Regions from separate parts of the Homo sapiens genome. Here region 2 is linked to region 1. Evidence: read pairs that join two places in POLR2A ChIA-PET (ENCODE). Cell type or tissue: OCI-LY7. All regions are shown on one strand. Each heading gives the region's core, and the rest is flanking DNA. Links, peaks and the distances in the headings are about the cores only.

What was found. Peaks named below come from ENCODE experiments on the same cell type or tissue, not always from the same donor. Only the 100,000 strongest peaks of a DNase experiment are listed, where the experiment ranks them.
Region 2: POLR2A ChIA-PET joins it to region 1 with 10 read pairs; 3 of 35 experiments call an interaction of 5 or more read pairs at or near these places.

What each region holds. Positions count from the first base shown.
Region 1 is chr2:233,508,448-233,517,709 of GRCh38, reverse strand. USP40 (ubiquitin specific peptidase 40) reads left to right here. Exons shown (of 32, transcript NM_001365479.2): 19 at 5,088-5,141; 20 at 5,913-6,001; 21 at 7,575-7,661. Among named protein-coding and RNA genes, the nearest start is that of USP40, 54 kb to the left of the region's middle. In OCI-LY7, for the core only: no CTCF peak of the experiment used is centred there; DNase peaks (open chromatin) are centred at 3,249, 3,569, 3,879, 4,259 and 1 weaker place; H3K4me3 peaks cover 2,045 bases; H3K27ac peaks cover 2,272 bases.
Region 2 is chr2:233,389,112-233,398,373 of GRCh38, reverse strand. It overlaps DGKD (diacylglycerol kinase delta), which reads right to left. Exons shown (of 30, transcript NM_152879.3): 3 at 7,891-7,971. Among named protein-coding and RNA genes, the nearest start is that of DGKD, 39 kb to the right of the region's middle. In OCI-LY7, for the core only: no CTCF peak of the experiment used is centred there; no DNase peak of the experiment used is centred there.

The DNA of each region.
Region 1 (9,262 bases), core at 2,319-4,818:
GCTGCTATAAACATGCATGTGCAGGCCGGGCACAGTGGCTCACGCCTGTAATCCCAGCACTTTGGGAGGCCGAGGCGGGGAGACCACAAGGTCAGGAGATCAAGACCATCCTGGCTAACATGGTGAAACCCTGTCTCTACTGAAAAATACAACAAAAATTAGCCAGGCGTGGTGGTGTGCGCCTGTAGTTCCAGCTACTGGGGAGGCTGAGGCTGGAGAATGGCGTGAACCCGGGAGGCAGAGCTTGTAGTGAGCCGAGATCGCGCCACTGCTCTCCAGCCTGGGTGACAGAGCGAGACTCCGTCTCAAAAAAAAAAAAAAAACAAAAAACCATGCATGTGCAAGTATCTTTTTTGTATAATGACTTCTTTTCTTCTGGGTAGATACCCAGTAGTGGGATTGCTGGATCAAATGGTAGTTCTACTTTTAGTTCTTTAAGGAATCTCCACACTGTTTTCCATAGTGGCTGTACTAGTTTATGTTCCCACCAGCAGTGTTGAAGTGTTCCCTAATCACCATATCCACACCAACATGGCCATTCTACTGAATGTGAATTAGTATCTTAATGCATGTAAATTTAGCAAGAACTCAAAATCATATACAGAAATTCATTGCCTTTTTACCTACCAGCAACAACAACAACAAAATCGACATCAAAATTAAGAAAACATTTATAATAGCATAAAATATTATGGGATACTTAGACATAAATGAACAAAATATGTGCAAGACCTGTACACTAAAAACTAGAAAATACTGCTGTGAGATATTTAAGAAGACCTGAATAAATAAAGCAATATACAACATTCACAAATCAGACAACACAATATTCTTTTTTTTTTTTTTTCAATTCGAGACGGAGTCTTGCTCTGTCCCCAAGGCTGGAGTACAGGGCAGCAATCTTGGCTCACTACAACCTCTGTCTCCTGGGTTCAAGCGATTCTCTTGCCTCAGCCTCCCGAATATCTGGGTTACAGGCACCTGCCACCACGTCCAGCTAATTTTTCTTTTTTTTTTTTTTTGAGATGGAGTCTCGCTCTGTCACCCAGGCTAGAGTGCAGTGGTGCGATCTTGGCCCACTGCAACCTTTGCTTCCCGGGTTCACGCCATTCTCCTGCCTCAGCCTCTCGAGTAGCTGGGACTACAGGTGCCCGCCACCAGGCCCGGCTAATTTTTAGTGGAGACAGGGTTTCACCGTGTTAGCCAGGATGGTCTTGATCTGCTGACCTCGTGATCCGCCCGCCTAGGCCTTCCAAAGTGCTGGGATTACAGGTGTGAGCCACTGCACCTGGCCAGATGATACAGTATTCTTAAGAGGATAATTCTTCCCCATTTGATGTGTAGATTTAATATATTCTTACACAGAATCTTAACATTTTTTAAAGAAATTGACAAGCTGACTCTACAATTTTCATGGAAATACAAATAATTTAAAGTGGCCATAACACTTTTGAAAACAAGAGAACAAAGTTGGAAGAGTTACACTATCTGATTTCAAGGCTTACTCTAGACAGTGTATATTGGCATACAGGTAGACATATAGAGAGGAGGTCAGCAAACTATGGCCTACAACCTGTTTTTTTTCAGCCAGTGGGCAAAGAATGGTTTTCGCACTAGTAAAGGGCTGTTTAAACAAGAAGCATGTGCAACAGAGATCACATGTGGCCCGTGAAGCCTAAAATATTTACAGTGGAACTCAGAGAATCTAGAAATAGGTGCGTAGTCATTGACTTTCAACAAAGGTGCCAAGGTATTTTCATGCAGAGAGATAGCATTTTTTCAACAAATAGTGCTGGGCCATTTAGATATTTGTATGTGCAGAAATGAACCTCAAGCTTTACTTCGCCTGATGCAAAAATTAAATGGATCATACAACTAAAAGTTAAAACCTAAAACTACAAAATTTCTGGGAGAAAACATATGAGGAAATCTTTGTTACTTTATCATAAGGAAAGGTTTTTGTATTAAAGATAGGACTCAAAAAGCACAAACCATGGAAGAAAAGCCTAATTAATTTACATTAAAATTTTAAACTTCTACTCTTCAAAAAGCATTTGAAAAGGCAAGCCACAAACTGGGAGAAAATATTTATGAAACACATATTTGACAATCAACTTACATTCAGAATATTAAAGAAAAAAAAAAACCCTTGTAACCTAACCCAGGTTTAGAATCTTGAACAGACACTTTACAAAAGAAGACGTACCTATGAATGACCAGTAAGTACAGGAAAAAATGCTCAGAATCATTAGCAATCAAATTAAAACCAAATGACACCCTACTGTGCACCCAGTGGAGTAAATAAAACTTAAAATGTTAAGTCAACCAAGTGTTAGCAAGGATGTGGAGCAACTGGAACTCCCATATATTGCTGATGGGAAGGTAAAATGGGTAAGCCACTTTGGAAAAGTTAGCTTATTTCTTATAAATTTAAACATCCACTTACCAATTCTACGTCTAGGTATTTACTGAATAAGAGTTAAAACATATATCCTTATAAAGACATAAATGTTCCTAACCCCAAACTGGAAGCAATCCTAAAGCCCATGAGCAGGCGAATGGATGAACAAATGATGGTGTATTTAAGCAATGGATACTGTTCGTCACTGAAGAGCAAGGCACTGCTAGTTCCACCACATACAACACATGAATGCATCTCAAAGTCATTATGCCAAGAGAAAGAAAGTAGATGCAAAAGAGTACACATTGTGTGGTTCCATACATAGGACACTTTAGACAAATAAAATCTAAGCTGTAGTTACAGAAGGCAGATCAGGATTGGGAGGGAGGAAGAGGGATTGGCTGCAAATTGACAGGGAGTTTTAGGGGGGATGATGCAAACTATACCTCAGTTTGCTGGTGGTTACCAGATGTTTAGGTACTTATCAAACTATTAACTGTACATTTAAACCAGATGTATTTTATTATAAGAAAATTATAACTCAGTAAAGTCCATTAAAAGTCATTGGTTTATTAAATGCATAGTTTGCTGTCATCCCATGAAACTTGTCTCCCTTCTTCCACTCTTGCCCCTCTCCAAACCATTTGATCATCGTCAATACGTGTGAATTAGATCCTGTCACTCCTCCGCACAAAGCCCTTTAGTGCTTTCCATTGCACTTAGGTTAATTCCTTAACCTAGCCTACAAGAACCTGAATAATTTGACCCCTGCTTAACTGTAACCTTGTGATCTGCTTTTCTGCGTACTCACAACTCACTTCCCATGCTGACTTTTCTGCGTTTCTCAGTGCACAAGCTCTCTTTAACCCCCAAGACTTCTTAGTGCTCAGTCTCTCTTTCAAGTCTCTTCCCTTTGCTTTTAACTTCAGCTGTTTATTTGGTCTTATATGAGATGTTCCTTCTCCTTTCATCCCTGACCACACAGTCCCAGTTAATCTTGCTGATGTACTCTCCTAACACCCTGTACTTTTCCTTCATAGCATTTATCACTGTAGCTGCCCTTTTATTTGTGTTTTTAATATCCACCTCCCCCATTAGACAAGGTTCTGTGAGGACTGAGTTTACACTGCTTTGCTTACCACTGTATTTCCAGTTTCTAGCACAGTGCCTGGCACGTAGCCAATACACAGTAAGTACCTGTTCAGTGAAAACCAACAGATTTTAAAGAGACAGTATTTTAAAAGCACTTTTTAAGTTGGGGAACTCTTTAAGTAAATTGTTTCCGTCGACAAGAGATTTATGTGAGAATTGTATGCTAGCCTCATATTACTGTAATACAAGATATTGAACTCAGGAATCTCAGAAAGGGATTCTGCTGTGGTCTAATAAAGTTAGAACTTCTAAGGCTCAGACTATTGTTGTCTATACAGAACACTCAACCTTCCCCCACCCCTCCAATTTATGTCCTACTTTTTAAGAATTCTGTTTGAACTGAAAACTTGGTATGCCCCTTCCAAGCACCAGGGGATCTTGAGGAAATATATTCTTCCAAAGCAAGAATCTGTATCCTCAAACATAGCACATGCTGGCCGATTTAATAAGCATAAAATCACCCAACATATTTTAAATATAGGCAGTCTGCTTGTACTGCTCTGACATGCACGAATTTCATTACTACCATTTAGTTATATAACATCAATCCCCCAGCAAGATGGTTAAAATTTCAGCAACCATGGTATATGGTATATTAACTGTAACTGAATAAAGTACACACTTGACTGCCAGCTCTTCAGGGCACAATTCATCACATAAATAACACATGTGCACCACAAGCAGTAACCATTGACTTCATTTCTTTCAAGTCTGGTGGTTTGTCACTGCATGTACACTTCATTACACAGACAGCAAAGCATGTAGTTGTGTTGTAGTGCTAAACCCACCATGACATTTTACAAGAATACATAATCAAAAGAGGGAATTGACCAACAGAGAAGAAAGTACACAAAGAAACAAAAGTATATGGAGTTATAGAAGCAGCAGCTACCTCTGGGAATGTTGACCCTGCAGTCACTCAAGAGACTCTAGATATTGGAAGCTGATCCAAACTTAGAAAGGAGTATGACAGTTTGCCACAGGACAGGAAAAATGTCACTCTATATTATAAGCTATGCAATGAGAAGAAACCAAGCCCTGCTTAAACGACTCTTTATATGTAATTTACAAAGACAGAAAACATTTTAATTCTCAAAGATTCTAGTATTTTAAATTATAGTATAAATATTGGTTTTACTGTTTTTTCCTTTCCCAATACATGTATAATATTAATAACGAAGAGGGTTTTAAATGTTTCAACAAAAATTTTTAAGTGTCATGGAACGATTGTAATTTTTCCATTGATTATTAATATTGTTTTGCACAGTTTGACCAGGTACTTTTAGTCTTGCACTACTGCACAAAACAAAGACTGCCTGTACTTATTTTGGGGGTTTTTTCTTTGGTTGTTGGGGGGTTTTTGGTTTGTTTTTGTTTTTAGCTTTCTGTAGTTTTCTGCTAATTAACACAATAGAGCATCTCTCTTTTGTTTTCTGTGTTTGATGCTGTAACCAGCTTCCTTTTATTTTGATAATAGGATGAAGGTTATTAATTCCTAGCTCTCTAAGAAAAATAATATTCCTTTTATATATAGCTGACAACAGCTGTTTGAGACCTATTGATAGAAATGGGAAGCTTCTTTGTCCAGGTAAATCTTTTTGATAACTTTCAAAAGGTGGCTTATACTCGTCTGTCTTTCTTGATAAATAGTGGCCTCCAATACCTAATATTTAAAAATTACCTTTTGGAAACTGATTTATAGGACATATTTTCTTCCAGGTATCTTACCTTTATATTGCAGAAATCCTTAACCAGAAACAAACACTTCTGTTTTCTAAATGAAACACCATTCTTTCTGATTATCCGATTCTCATTTTACTCACGGGTTTGATCTAGTTATATTTTTTCCAGCTTTATTTTCAAAATTTTTCCATTTTTTTGTGAATTTTATTGCGATACCAATTATGAAATAAAATCTTCAGTTCTCATCTCTGTATCACCTCTTACCATTAGATTTAATTTAGTCATGGATGAGCCTAATTATTGATGGTAATAACAATCTCAACTTTAAACTTGGAAGAAGCTACTTCTTCATTTATGGATTGATTTGGATTATCTGGCTTTTAATCTATATAAACAACAGCTCTTTGAACAAGTCATTTTTATTAAGTAGGAAACTAGACTTTCATAGCTTCCATTTAGCATTGTTACATAGAAAACAGGAAGACAATATCTTAAGAGTATGGAAATTGAAAATCAAACCTAATCTTAGTGCATGTAATCCTTTTGTCTGAAGTGCAACTCATTTTTCTTCTTTCTTGATATTCTTGATTTTCAAAGAAATACTGATTTCAGCATTTATTTTTCTTAGAGAGCTAGGAATTAATAACCTTCATCATATTATCAAAATTTTTTTAAGTGCCGGACAGCTATACTTTGAAGGAAGCAGAATTGAAGATGGGAAGTTCATTGGGACTGTGTCTTGGAAAAGCACCAAGTTCGTCTCAGGTAAAATAAGGTCACCTGTTTCAAAACAAAATCAACCCTTCCATAACCAGAATTATAACTAGTACCTTAGCTACTCCAGTAATATTGTTTTTCTCTAAAAGTTTTTTCTTAAATCATACATTTTATTTTAGGAATATATCCTTATAGTTCTAGATGTTTAAATATAAAATATTATGCCAAAGCATATTTATGTTTCTTTTTCTGTGAAGATTTTGTGGTTAAAAGGAATCTTTGATGCTGAGTGGCCACCACTTTCAACCACTATATTTCCTAAGTTCTAAGATACACCTTCTTTTTCTCACATTTTTACATCTGTGAGATTAGGTTGCATCTTACAGTCAGGGACGTTCTGCAGTTATAGCTGGCACTGGTACAGAAAATAGTAAGTCTAACACTCAGTAGCATTTTAGGTTGAATGAAACACAGTTTATTAATTTTAGACTTAATTACTCTCTGCACTAATAGTCTCAGAGCAGCCTCCCTTTCCCCTTGTCTTTAACAGTGTCCATTTTCAGTATAAAACACCATCAGGTTTGACCTTTGCCAGAAGCCATACCCAGCTAATCAGCTTATTACAGTGCAGAAATCATAAGGATATTCTTATTGTGAATACCCTGTAGCAGGGTAATCTGGACTCAAATCAGGTTGCCCATGGTTCCCAAATTCACTTCATTACTTTCCCAACCACTTCCCCCTTAACTTGCTTTCCCCTGAACCGTAGCAAATAGTAGTGCATGACAAGCTGATAGGAGGGAAAACATGACAAGTGAGGTTGAGTTAGAAAGGAAAAGCAGGGCTATGAGGAACTGAATAAGAGATCAGATTTGTATTTTTCCTTTGGAGTCTTGAGAATTGTAATATTTGAAACCCTTGGCAGAAAATAAAATCATAACCAAGTGACTCAGAAAAAACATACTAATGCTAACTGTGTGTAGTAATTACAAATTCCTTTTGGGAGTGATCGAGACAGAGATGGAGATCATAGTAGAAGAAATAGTGTATGTTGGCCGGGCGCGGTGGCTCACATCTGTAATCCCAACCCTTTGGGAGGCTGAGGCGGGTGGATCACCTGAAGTCAGGAGTTCAACACCAGCCTGGCCAACATGGTGAAACCCTGCCTCTACTAAAAATACAAAAAATTAGCCAGGCGTAGTGGCATGCACCTGGAATCCCAGCTACATGGGAGGCTGAGGTAGGAGAATCGCTTGAACTTGGGAAGCAGAGGTTGCAGTGAGCCAAGATCGCTCCACTGCACTCCAGCCTGGGCAACAAGAGCAAAACTCCATCTCAAAAAAAAAAAAAAAAAAAAAAAAAAAGAAAGAAAAAGAAGTAGTGTATGTGGGAGACATTTATTAGGAGTAAAAAACATTGATGATGAAGCAATTTATACTTCTGGGTAGGCATAATTATTGCTTAAATTGTAACATTAATCATAGTCGTATTTTCATATAAATTGAGATTTTTTGTTAAAGTTTCATGGGCCCTTGGCTTTACATTTTTGAAAGTAAATAATACATTTATTGGATTTTTAAATTCAGATTAAATTGCATTTACACATCTGTCTTGTTATTAGTTGTTCCTGTTTTTTGCAATGGGGAGTGACGTTCAACCTGGGACAGAAATGGAAATCGTAGTAGAAGAAACAATATCTGTGAGAGATGTAAGTAATTTTACCTTTTGTTTTCAGAGGCTGTGTGTGTTTGTATGTTTGCTGTGAGGAACAGTGGTATCCTGTGTTAAGATTTGGAGGTCCTAAACTAGGCCTGATATGGTGTACTTCAGAGAATTATATGTACTCACTAGAGGAATTATTTTGGGAGCTTGAAAATTGGTGAACCAACTGGATTTTTTTTTTTTTTTTTTTTTTTTTAGAGAGTCTCAACTCTGTCACCCAGGCTGGAGTGCAGTGGCATGATCTCAGCTCACTGCAACCTCTGCCTCCCGGGTTCAAGTGATTCTCCTGCCTCAGCCTCCTGAGTAGCTGGGATTACAGTTACCTACTACCACACCCAGCTAATTTTTGTATTTTTAGTAGAGATGGGGTTTCTCCATGTTAGCCAGGCTGGTCTCAAACTCCTGACCTCGAGTGATCCACCCGCCTCGGCCTCCCAAAGTGCTGGGATTACAGGCATGAGCCATTCCACTCGGCCTCAACTGGAAATTTTAAATAAGATTACAATTTTTTTCTTTCTATCAATAATAGTTTTTTATTATAGAAATGTTGAATGTGCAGAAATTGATTAAAAGAAAAAAATGAAAACCTATCATTATTCTTTATCCTACCAATATTAACATTTTGGCATATTTTTTCTAGTATTTATATACACACACAGTGGTATGAATGTTTGTATATATGTGTGTATGTGATAAAGTAAATAATTATATTGCTGTTATTGAGAACTGAGACCTTTAGTATTGGAAAACAGAGAGACAAATAAAATCAGTGTGGTTTAAAAAAACCTGTTCTCCTGAATTTGAAATAGAAAAATCTGAATGAGCTTCATATATTTTTTCTTAAAAAATTTTTTTTCCAGCTCTGTCCCCTGATACAGGTTGGAAAGAGTGACCAACCTGGTAGCAGCAGAGTACCCCTGGCACCCAGATTATGGCTGCCAAATACCATTTTCTACAAACAGGAACCAGGGCATCTTAGAATAATGGCTGGTTATATATCTAGGTCAGGAAATAAGATGAGCCTGAAACATCTTACCATCACAGAAAGCAGTGAAGCCGCTATCCAAGACCATTGGAATCATCAAAGAGATTGAGGAGCCCACTAGTCAAAGATGAGACAATTTGAACTTGACTGAGAAAAATAATAAAAATTAATTGAAACAAGTACATAAAATCTGTAAATCTGTGAGTTCATAATGATCCTATACAAAAATGTGCAGTTACCTATAATGGATGCTAGGCAATCATAAAGGTAAAAAATAAAGCATTTTTTTTCCTGTTTTTCCCTTGCAAACTATATCCCAGGGTAGCTAAGCAGATAATGATAAGTTTTATTTATAAACATATTCCAACTAATAAATGAAGGCATTTTAGAATTTTACATTTTTTCAACTCCTAATAAATTAATGAACCTAGGCAAGGATCCTCAAAGATTGCTAGCCCCAAAAAAGAGCAACACTCAGACAACATAGAAATTCAGAACAATACCCATGCCCTTATTGCAAAAAACCAAACAACTGGACCTGAATCTGAATAAGCCTCTAGGTCTAATTACCAATTTATAGGAAATACAGGAGGCAGAGGAAC
Region 2 (9,262 bases), core at 2,297-4,796, 120 kb after region 1:
GGAGATCGAGACCATCCTGGCTAACGCTGTGAAACCCCGTCTCTACTAAAAATACAAAAAAAAAATTAGTCGGGCGTGGTGGCGGCACCTGTACTCCCAGCCACTCAGGAGGCTGAGGCAGGAGAATGGCGTGAACCCGGGAGGCGGAGCTTGCAGTAAGCCAAGATCGCACCACTGCACTCCAGCCTGGGCAACAGAGCGAGACTCCATCTCAAAAAAAAAAAAATTTTACCTTTCAAACAAGAATAAGCCAGGATAAATACAAAGTATGCCAAAATCGGGGGTGGGGGGTGGGAGCTGGGAGGGGAGGTTGCAAGTAAATGTAGTAACAAACAATATAAAAACTTTGATAACTAGAACTAGGAAAAAAACCAACAAATTAAATAAAATAAGGCTAAAGAATGTGACAGACATGGAAGATAAAGAAGCCTCCCCCACCACCCCACAGCCCCTCTTCTGGACTCCTGAGCTCACTTAACCAGCCTGCTGCTGTACTCAGCAGAAGCCCTGACACCTTCATCTACTCCACCCCCTTCTGACCTGATCACTAGCCTGCCCACTGCCCCCTAGACACCTCCGCACTCTCCACTCCACTCTCTCCTAACAATCCTACAAACCTCCCTCCCCTTCCAGTTCACCCTCCACCCTACAGCCAGAGTAGAACTTTCTGACACCTGCAAATCTGAGAATTTCACCAAATAAAACTATTCAACAGCAGCCCAAGTCCTGAGGAGTAAGTCCCAAGCTCTGCCCTGGTCCCCTCTGGAGTCCTCTCACTCTGGCCTCTGCCAGCCACTCTGGTCCCCTCTGGTGTCCTCTCACTCTGCCCCCCCCCCCCAGCCACCCTGGTCCCCTCTGGTGTCCTCTCGCCTCGCTCTGGCCCCCCGCCAGCCACCCTGCTCCCCTCTGGTGTCCTCTCACTCTGGCCTCTGCCAGCCACCCTGGTCCCCTCTGGAGTCCTCTCACTCTGGCCTCTGCCAGCCACCCTGGTCCCCTCTGGAGTCCTCTCACTCTGCTGCCCCCCTCAGCCACCCTGGTCCCCTCTGGTGTCCTCTCGCTCTGGCCCCCCCCCCAGCCACCCTGGTCCCCTCTGGAGTCCTCTCACTCTGGCCTCTGCCAGCCACCCTGGTCCCCTCTGGAGTCCTCTCACTCTGGCACCCCCCCCCCCCCAGCCACCCTGGTCCCCTCTGGAGTCCTCTCACTCTGGCCCCCCCCGCAGCCACCCTGGTCCCCTCTGGTGTCCTCTCACTCTGGCCTCTGCCAGCCACCCTGCTCCCCTCTGGTGTCCTCTCACTCTGGCCTCTGCCAGCCACCCTGGTCCCCTCTGGAGTCCTCTCACTCTGGCGCCCCCCCCCCCAGCCACCCTGGTCCCCTCTGGAGTCCTCTCGCTCTGCCCCCCCCAGCCACCCTGGTCCCCTCTGGTGTCCTCTCGCTCTGGCCCCCCCCAGCCACGCTGGTCCCCTCTGGTGTCCTCTTGCTCTGGCCTCCATCAGCCACCCTGGCCCTTCCACCACTTTGCACACTCCACGTGGTGTCCCCATCCCAAGGTCTTCGCACTGCTGGTCCCTCCACCTGCCCCATCCCCGAGGTGCCTATTTGCACAAGAAACACACAGACACACACAAAGAAACACACAGACACACACCAACACACAGACACACATACCCTCTCAGGCTCATGCTTCCCTCAGTGGATTTACCACTATCATTCTTCATGTCTCAGCTATGAGACCTCACTTCCTCTGAGAAGACTGCCCAGCCCCTCCCCAAGGCCAGGTGGGGTCTTCCACATATCAGGCACCATGTACTGCTCTTCCATCGGAGCTTGTCTCAGCCTGTAACTAAGGTTCTATGTATGTGCTTATCTGATCTCCCACGAGAATATAAGCTTGATGCAGAGTGGCTCCTCTCCATTTCTACCCACCGCACTCAGCATGGTGTGTGGCCCACGGTAGACCCCAAAAAAAATGCTTGCCAAAACAATGACTAAATAAACGAGCCAAATTCCCAAAGAACAAGACAAAGCACATGAACCAGAATTCGTTTTTTCAAGTGTAAGAGAAAAGAAGGAAAAAACAGTTTTTCAAAGCTGGAAAGCCCAAACTGGAGTGAGGAAGAAATCAGGCTTGCTCTATCCCAGACCAACCAGTTAGCAAACCCGCATTGCACAAGAGAGAAGGCAACTCTGAGTCTCCGAGCAGAAATGCCTTCAAAGACAGCAACAGCATCGAGCCTGCTCTCGACAACCCCCTGCAACACCAACATTGGGAAATACTATGTTCTCGGAGCTCACTAATAAAATATCGTATTTGATTCCTTTCTGGAAAACAGACCATTTTGCATTATTTTTCTTCCATGTTCTTCAGTCCTTTTTCATTTTCATGGTTTGGTATGAATCGAATAAGAGCTAGTGAAACAAAGCATTGAGTAGCATGTTCTCTGTGACTAAACCCTCAGTAATACACAAAGCTTGACCAAAAAAAGGATGTCACCATATGGGCTGGCTACAAACAGGTCTAGCATAATAAAATTTGTGAACTTGGCCAGGCATGGTGGCTCATGCCTGTAATCTGAACATTTTGGGAGGCTGAGGCCGGTGGATCGCTTGAGCCTGATATTTCAAGGCTGCGGTAAATGGTGATCATGCCACTGCACTCCAGCCCGGGCGACAGAGTAAGACCTGTCTCTTAAATTTAAATTAAAAAAAAAAAAGGAAAAAGGAAAGAAAGGAAGATAGAAAAAGAGAGAAGCGGGGAGGGGAGGGGAAAGGAGAGGAGGGGAGGGGAGGAGAAAAAAGAAAAGAAAAGAAAGGAAAAAGAAAATCTGTGAACTATAAATGTTTAAGAGACAACACAGAAGGGAAGTAGAAGAGAGGTACCAAGAGACCATTAAAATAAGAAAGCATGGCTGGGTGTGGTGGCTCATGCCTGTAACCTCAGCACTTCAGAAGGCCAAGGTGGGTGGACTACTTGCACCCCAAAGTTCAAGAATAGCCTAGGTGACATGGTGAAACTCCTTCTCTACAAAAAAACAAAAATTATCTGGGTATGGTCACATGTGCCTGGAGTCCCAGCTACCCAGAAGGCTGAAGTGGGAAGATTACTTGAGCCTAGGAGGTCGAAGCTGCAGTGAGCCATGACTGCACCACTGTACTCCAGCCTGGGTGACAGAGCAAGACCTTGTCTCAAAAATAAATAAATAAACAAACAAACAAACAAGAAAGCACAATACATTCAGCCACAAAACACAGGCATCAGATATGCAAGAATCCTGACAGCAGAAAATGGCTGAAGCACAATATTTACAAGGCAAAGGGTTTCTGACTAAAATAAGACAGATTCTAACAACATACTGTTTACAAGAATTAAATCTAGGCAAGGCACATCGGCTCATGCCTGTAATACCAACACTTTAGGACACCAAGACAGATCACTTGGGGCCAGAAGTTAGAGACCAGCCAAGGCAACATAGTTAGACCCCATCTCTACAAAAAATAAAAAATTAGCTGGGTGTGGTGACAATGCCTGTGGTTCCAGCTACTGGGGAGGGTGAGGCAGGAAGATCTCTTGAGACCAGGAGTTTGAGGCTGCAGTGAGCTAACACTGTACCACCGCATTCCAGCCTGAGCAACACAGCAAGAGCCTATCTCTAAAAAAAAAAAAAAAAAAAAAAAAAAAAAAAAAGGGAATTAAATTCAAAATAATAAGGAAAACTAAAGATAAAAGTTAGGATGGAAAAGGGTGGGGGGTATGTATATCAAGTAAATTCTGAACAAAGAAAAGAAGACTTAGAAATACTAATATACATGAGAGAACAGTTAATGACACAAACTACTCATTGCGAAAAAGATCTTCTTTAATCCCAGCACTTTGGGAGGCCAAGGCAGGAGGATCACTTGATGCCAGGAGTTTGAGACCAGCCTGAGCAACATAGCGAGACCTTGCTTCTACAAAAAAATGTAAAAATTAGCCAGGCATGGTATCAAGCACCTGTAGTCCCAGCTAACTGGGAGGCTGAGGCAGGAGGATCACTGGAGCCCAGGAGTTTAAGGCTGCAGTGAGTCATAATTGTGCCACTTCACTCCAACCCAGGTGATAGAGCAAGACCTTGTCTAGGAAAGAAGAAAAAAAAAGCTACTACTTTATTAATCTTTATTAACAAATGATTACTCAATATTGAAGGTATTATCTTTTTAAATATTTACACGCTTAACAAAGCTTCAAAATGGAGAAGGTGAAAACTGTTAGAAATACATGAACAAAGTGTTAAACGTAACTGGCCTGAAAGAGATTCTAACTCCTCATTAACAGCCTATGGAAGCTCAAGCGATAAAAAACAAGATCATAAGAGGACTTGAACAACATATTTCGTAAGTTACAACAGATAAAAACTAATACACAGCCGGGCAAGGTGGCTCACACCTGTAATCCCAGCATTTTGGGTGGCCAAGGTGGGCACTGAGGTCAGGAGTTCGAGACCAGCCTAGCCAACACGGTGAAACCCTGTCTCCACTAAAAATAAAAAAATTAGCTGGGCATGGTGGCATGTGTCTGTAATCCCAGCTACCCAAGGCTGAGGCAGGAGAATCACTGGAACCCAGGAGGCGGAGGCTGCAGAGAGCCGAGACCACACCACTACACTCCCCCCTGGGCAACGGAGCAAGACTCCATCTAAAAAAAAAAAAAAAAAAACCAATACACATAAATACAGACACTGAATTAGAAAACAGGAAAGTAGGGCCCAGCATGGTGCCTTACACCTGTAATCCCAGCACTTTGGAAGGCTGAGGCAGGAGGATCACTTGAGGTCAGGAGGTCAAGACCAGCCTAGACAACATGGCGAAAACCCATCTCTAACTAAAAATACAAAAATCAGCCAGGCGTGGTGGGACACACCTGTAATCCCAGCTACTCAGGAGGCTGAAGCAGGAGAATCACTTTAACCCAGGAAGAAGAGGTTGCCATGAGCCGAGATCACAGCACTATACTGCAGCCTGGGCAACAGAGCAAGACCCTGTCTCAAAAAAAAAAAAAAAAAAAAGGAAACAGGCCAGGCGTGGTGGCTCACACCTGTAATCCCAGCACTTTGGGAAGCTGAGGCAGGCAGATCACTCAAGGTCAGGAGTTTGAGAACAGCCTGGCCAACATGGCGAAACCCCGTCTCTAACTGAAAATATAAAAACATTAGCTGGGCGTGGTGGCAGGTGCCTGCAATCCCAGCTACTCAGGAGGCTGAGGCAGAAGAATCGCTTGAACACAGGAGGTGGAGGTTGCAGTGAGCCAAGATCACGTCATTGCACTCCAGCCTTCCAGCCTGGGCAACAGAGCAAGATTCCGTCTCAAAAAAATAAAAAAGGAAACAGAAAAGGAGAATTGTTCAATAATCTAAGAACTAGTTCTCTTTAAAAACAAAGAAAACAAAAATGCTAGAGTTTACGAAATCTGACAAGAAAAGCAAACTAAACTAATAAAATTAGAAATGCAAAGGAGATTCAACCAGAGACACAGGTGTTTAAACTACACAACAGTACACGCTACTAACTTTGAAGGTGTGAAATTTGTGGGAAAGTAAATTACAGATGTGGACTCAAAAAGTGAAAAGGTTCAAAAAATGATCAAAATGCAAGAAATAAATATTTTAGGATTTATTTCTATTACAGCCTTATCTCCCTAAAAAGTCTTCTTGACAAATAATTTAAAATAAATTCTCTCGAACTTAAGAAACAACCAATCCCAAAGCTACATAAAATGTTGCAGAAAACATAAACTCATAGAAAGTTACTAAATGAATTTTATGGGGTTGGTTTAACTCTGAAATCAAAACACAGTATGTCCAACTATTATGTATCCATTAAAATTAAAAACAGAAAAAACAATTGTTTAAAACTGCAATAAGGCTACATTCTCACCCAAAACAAATGCATACATACCAGTGGGAAAATTCTAAATTGCAAGATAAAGGAGTAAAATTCAACATTACCAAGAATAATTTTTTTATTAGGAAATATGCAAATAACTGAAACCAAAATGAACATCTAAATTAATGCCCAGGGCCAGGCACAGTGGCTCATGCCTGTAATCCCAGTACTTTGGAAGGTTCAGGCGGGTAGATCACTCCAGGCCAGGAGTTTGAGACCAGCCTGGCCAATATGGTGAAACCCCATCTCTACTAAAATTACGAAGATTATCTGGGCATAACGGTGCACGACTATAATCCCAGCTACTAGGGAGGCTGAGGCATGAGGATCCCTTGAACCTGGGAGACGGAGGTTGCAGTGAGCCGAGATCACACCACCGCACTTCAGCCTGGGTGACAAAGGGAGACAACATCTCAAAAAAATTCATTAATTAATCAACTGATGCTCAGAACACTCCAAAGAAATTCAACACCTACTCCTATTAAAGACTCTAAAAACCACGAATCAAAGAAAAATCTATTTATGTGGTTAAAAATGTCTCTTCCCAGCTGGTAAAAATAAATTAATAGAGAAAACTACAAATACTCCAAGTAAAATAAGAGCAGTTAATCAACACAAAATAAGCAGAGGTTTAGACAGAGAAAGGAAAATCCCATTTGTATTGGCAACATCAACAATGAATCCATCAATAAATAAAATAAAACAAAACTTGAAAGCACCTGAAACTAGCACTAACCCAAAATATCAGATCCTAAACTTGAGGAAAATTACTCACCTTGACTGAATTATAAAAGAATAATTTTTTTAATTAGGGTACACACTTTTTGTCTACATGGGATGGCCTAATAACATAAAGAAAAACAGCTTTAAAAGTTCTAGTGCTGTTATTAGAGTCAAACCTTACACAGGCAGGCGCTAAAGTCAGCCCGTAAAGCCTAAATTATAAAATCCTACAAGAAAATGCTACTATAGCCATTAAATAATATCATGAACATTTAGATCAGCTGACATGAGCAACTCTCTACTATAAATTGTCCTGGGGGGGGAAAAAAACACAGGTGTAAACCAAAAGGTTCAGCATGATCTCATGGGTACATGTAGGTAAAGACATAAATATACAGAAATAAAGATAAACACTGTAGAGTAAGCAGCTGGCCACTTCCAAGTGGTGAGATCACATGATTCTGTGCATTTAGAACTTTTGCAGAAAGTCCTACATAACTTTTATAAATTTGGAAGGAAGAAAGTTTAAACATAAAAAAGGAAAAAAAAAAGAAATACACCAAAATATTAACATTCAATGTTTTTTGAGGTGGCTGTTATGGCTGCTTTTTAATTGCTTTAACATACTTGTCTGCATTTTCCAAATTTTCTACATTAATCACAAAAAACAAAACTCTGTACAGAGGTAGTAAGATGTGAACCAGCAAAGCGTGGTGGCTCACACCTGTAATCCCAGGATTTTGGGAGGCCAAGGAGGGTGGATCACCTGAGGTTGGGAGTTCGAGACCACCCTGACCAACACGGAGAAACCCTGTCTCTACTAAAAATACAAAATTAGCCAGGTGTGGTGGCACATGCCTGTAATCCCAGCTACTCGGGAGGCTGAGGCAGGAGAATCGCTTGAACTCGGGAGGCGGAAGTTGCTGTGAGCTGGAGATCACGCCATTGCACTCCAGCCTGGGCAACAAGAGCCAAACTCCGTCTCAAAAAAAACAAAACAGACGTGAACCAAAACACATATAAAAATTTTTCATTTGGTCCCTATTGTCCTTTTGTGCTTATGCATGCCAAATTCTTGGTTATTCTCCAACCACAGTATTACTTTCAGCATTAAATTCAAATTTTACCAGCAATCATTCCAATCAGTAAGAAAAGAATGAAAACGTTTGAACTGCTTGGACACATGTTCAGATCAAAAAGGAAAGCCAACTTCAGTGAAGAATCAAGAAAGGCATGACTGAGGAATCTTACCGTAAAACTGTTGTTGACGTTTTTGGTACTGGATTCAGCTACGCTGGCATCTGTCAGATCCACCTCATCAAATATGATTGACTAGAAAGAGACAAACACAGGGACTAAGGCACATAAAGACAGGTACATCCCTAAGCACTAGCCAGCGCTGCCCACCACACCCCAATGATCCCTAACAAGCACCCACAGAAGCCCCAGTACCTTGAAACTGTAGCATCCAATCAATAAGCCAATCCAAATTAACCCACCCACCTGCTTCTAACCAAAAGCTCGGGCTCACAGGTATAGTGCCATGATTTTTTTAAAAAAATCTACAAACATTGTCATTGCATTAGTGAAGGAAGAAAGAGAGAGAACCAAAGCAAACAACCCAATGCTGGTATTTCTGTATTTACTACTGTCAATACCAGTATTCACTTTTACATGTGAAGTATGTTCTCACACAGTGTTTTAGCTGAGGGAAGGCCGGGGTCTGGACTGAGGATTCCGTGTCCTCCTGGCTTGTTCCTCCAGCGAGCACATGGAGGGGGAAGGTCCTGGCTAAAACAAATTCTTCTGGAGAAGAGAGACAGGTCCAAATGGAAAGGGTCTGGCCGTGAAAGGAAACAAGGGAGTAGAGCAGAAGGATCCTGGTCCTGGAGAGAAAGATGCTCCAGGGCAGGGCTGGGAGTCAGGCCTGGGGACCTCCCCCGTCTCCCTCTCCACTCCCTACAGGGTCCCCCGGCACAGCCCCTGCCTCCTGTTTCCCTTATACCATCCCCTCTATTCTACGATGGCTCTATGAGGAACCCTGGAGAAAATCAAACTAATAACTCAGAAAAGAAACTCAATCTTTTAAGTAACCTTTCCCCTCCCCGCACCACCAGAACTAACTGTAAAAGGTTATTTTGTCGTGTTTTTTTTTTTTTTTAATTGAGGGAAGTGGTCAGAACCCTTTCTAAACAAGCTGCTTTGTTCCATTTCAAATTTTAATGCAGTAACTTTCTAGGGATATGTCTCAAAATGTAAATTATTCAGACTCCAGATTTCTTAAATACCAAAATATTAGTACTGACACCAATCCTGATAAAAAACACAGGTATTCAGAATCCCAGCCAACACACTGGTGTCTGAATGTCTAACACCACATCCGCTTAAACATGGCAGTAATCTGTGACTTTCACTGGCTGCTCCTCCTCCAGCAGCACCCACCTGGTGCTTCTAGCTTTAAATCTACCTACAATAGGGCACACAGAAACAAGGTTAATTGCTAGAAAGCCTAAAAATAAAGAATTTCCCATTTCTGTTCACACATCAAGAAGCTCAGCTCCTTCTACTTTGGCTGGGCACAGTGGCTCATGCCTGTAATCCCAGCACCTTGGGAGGCCAAGGC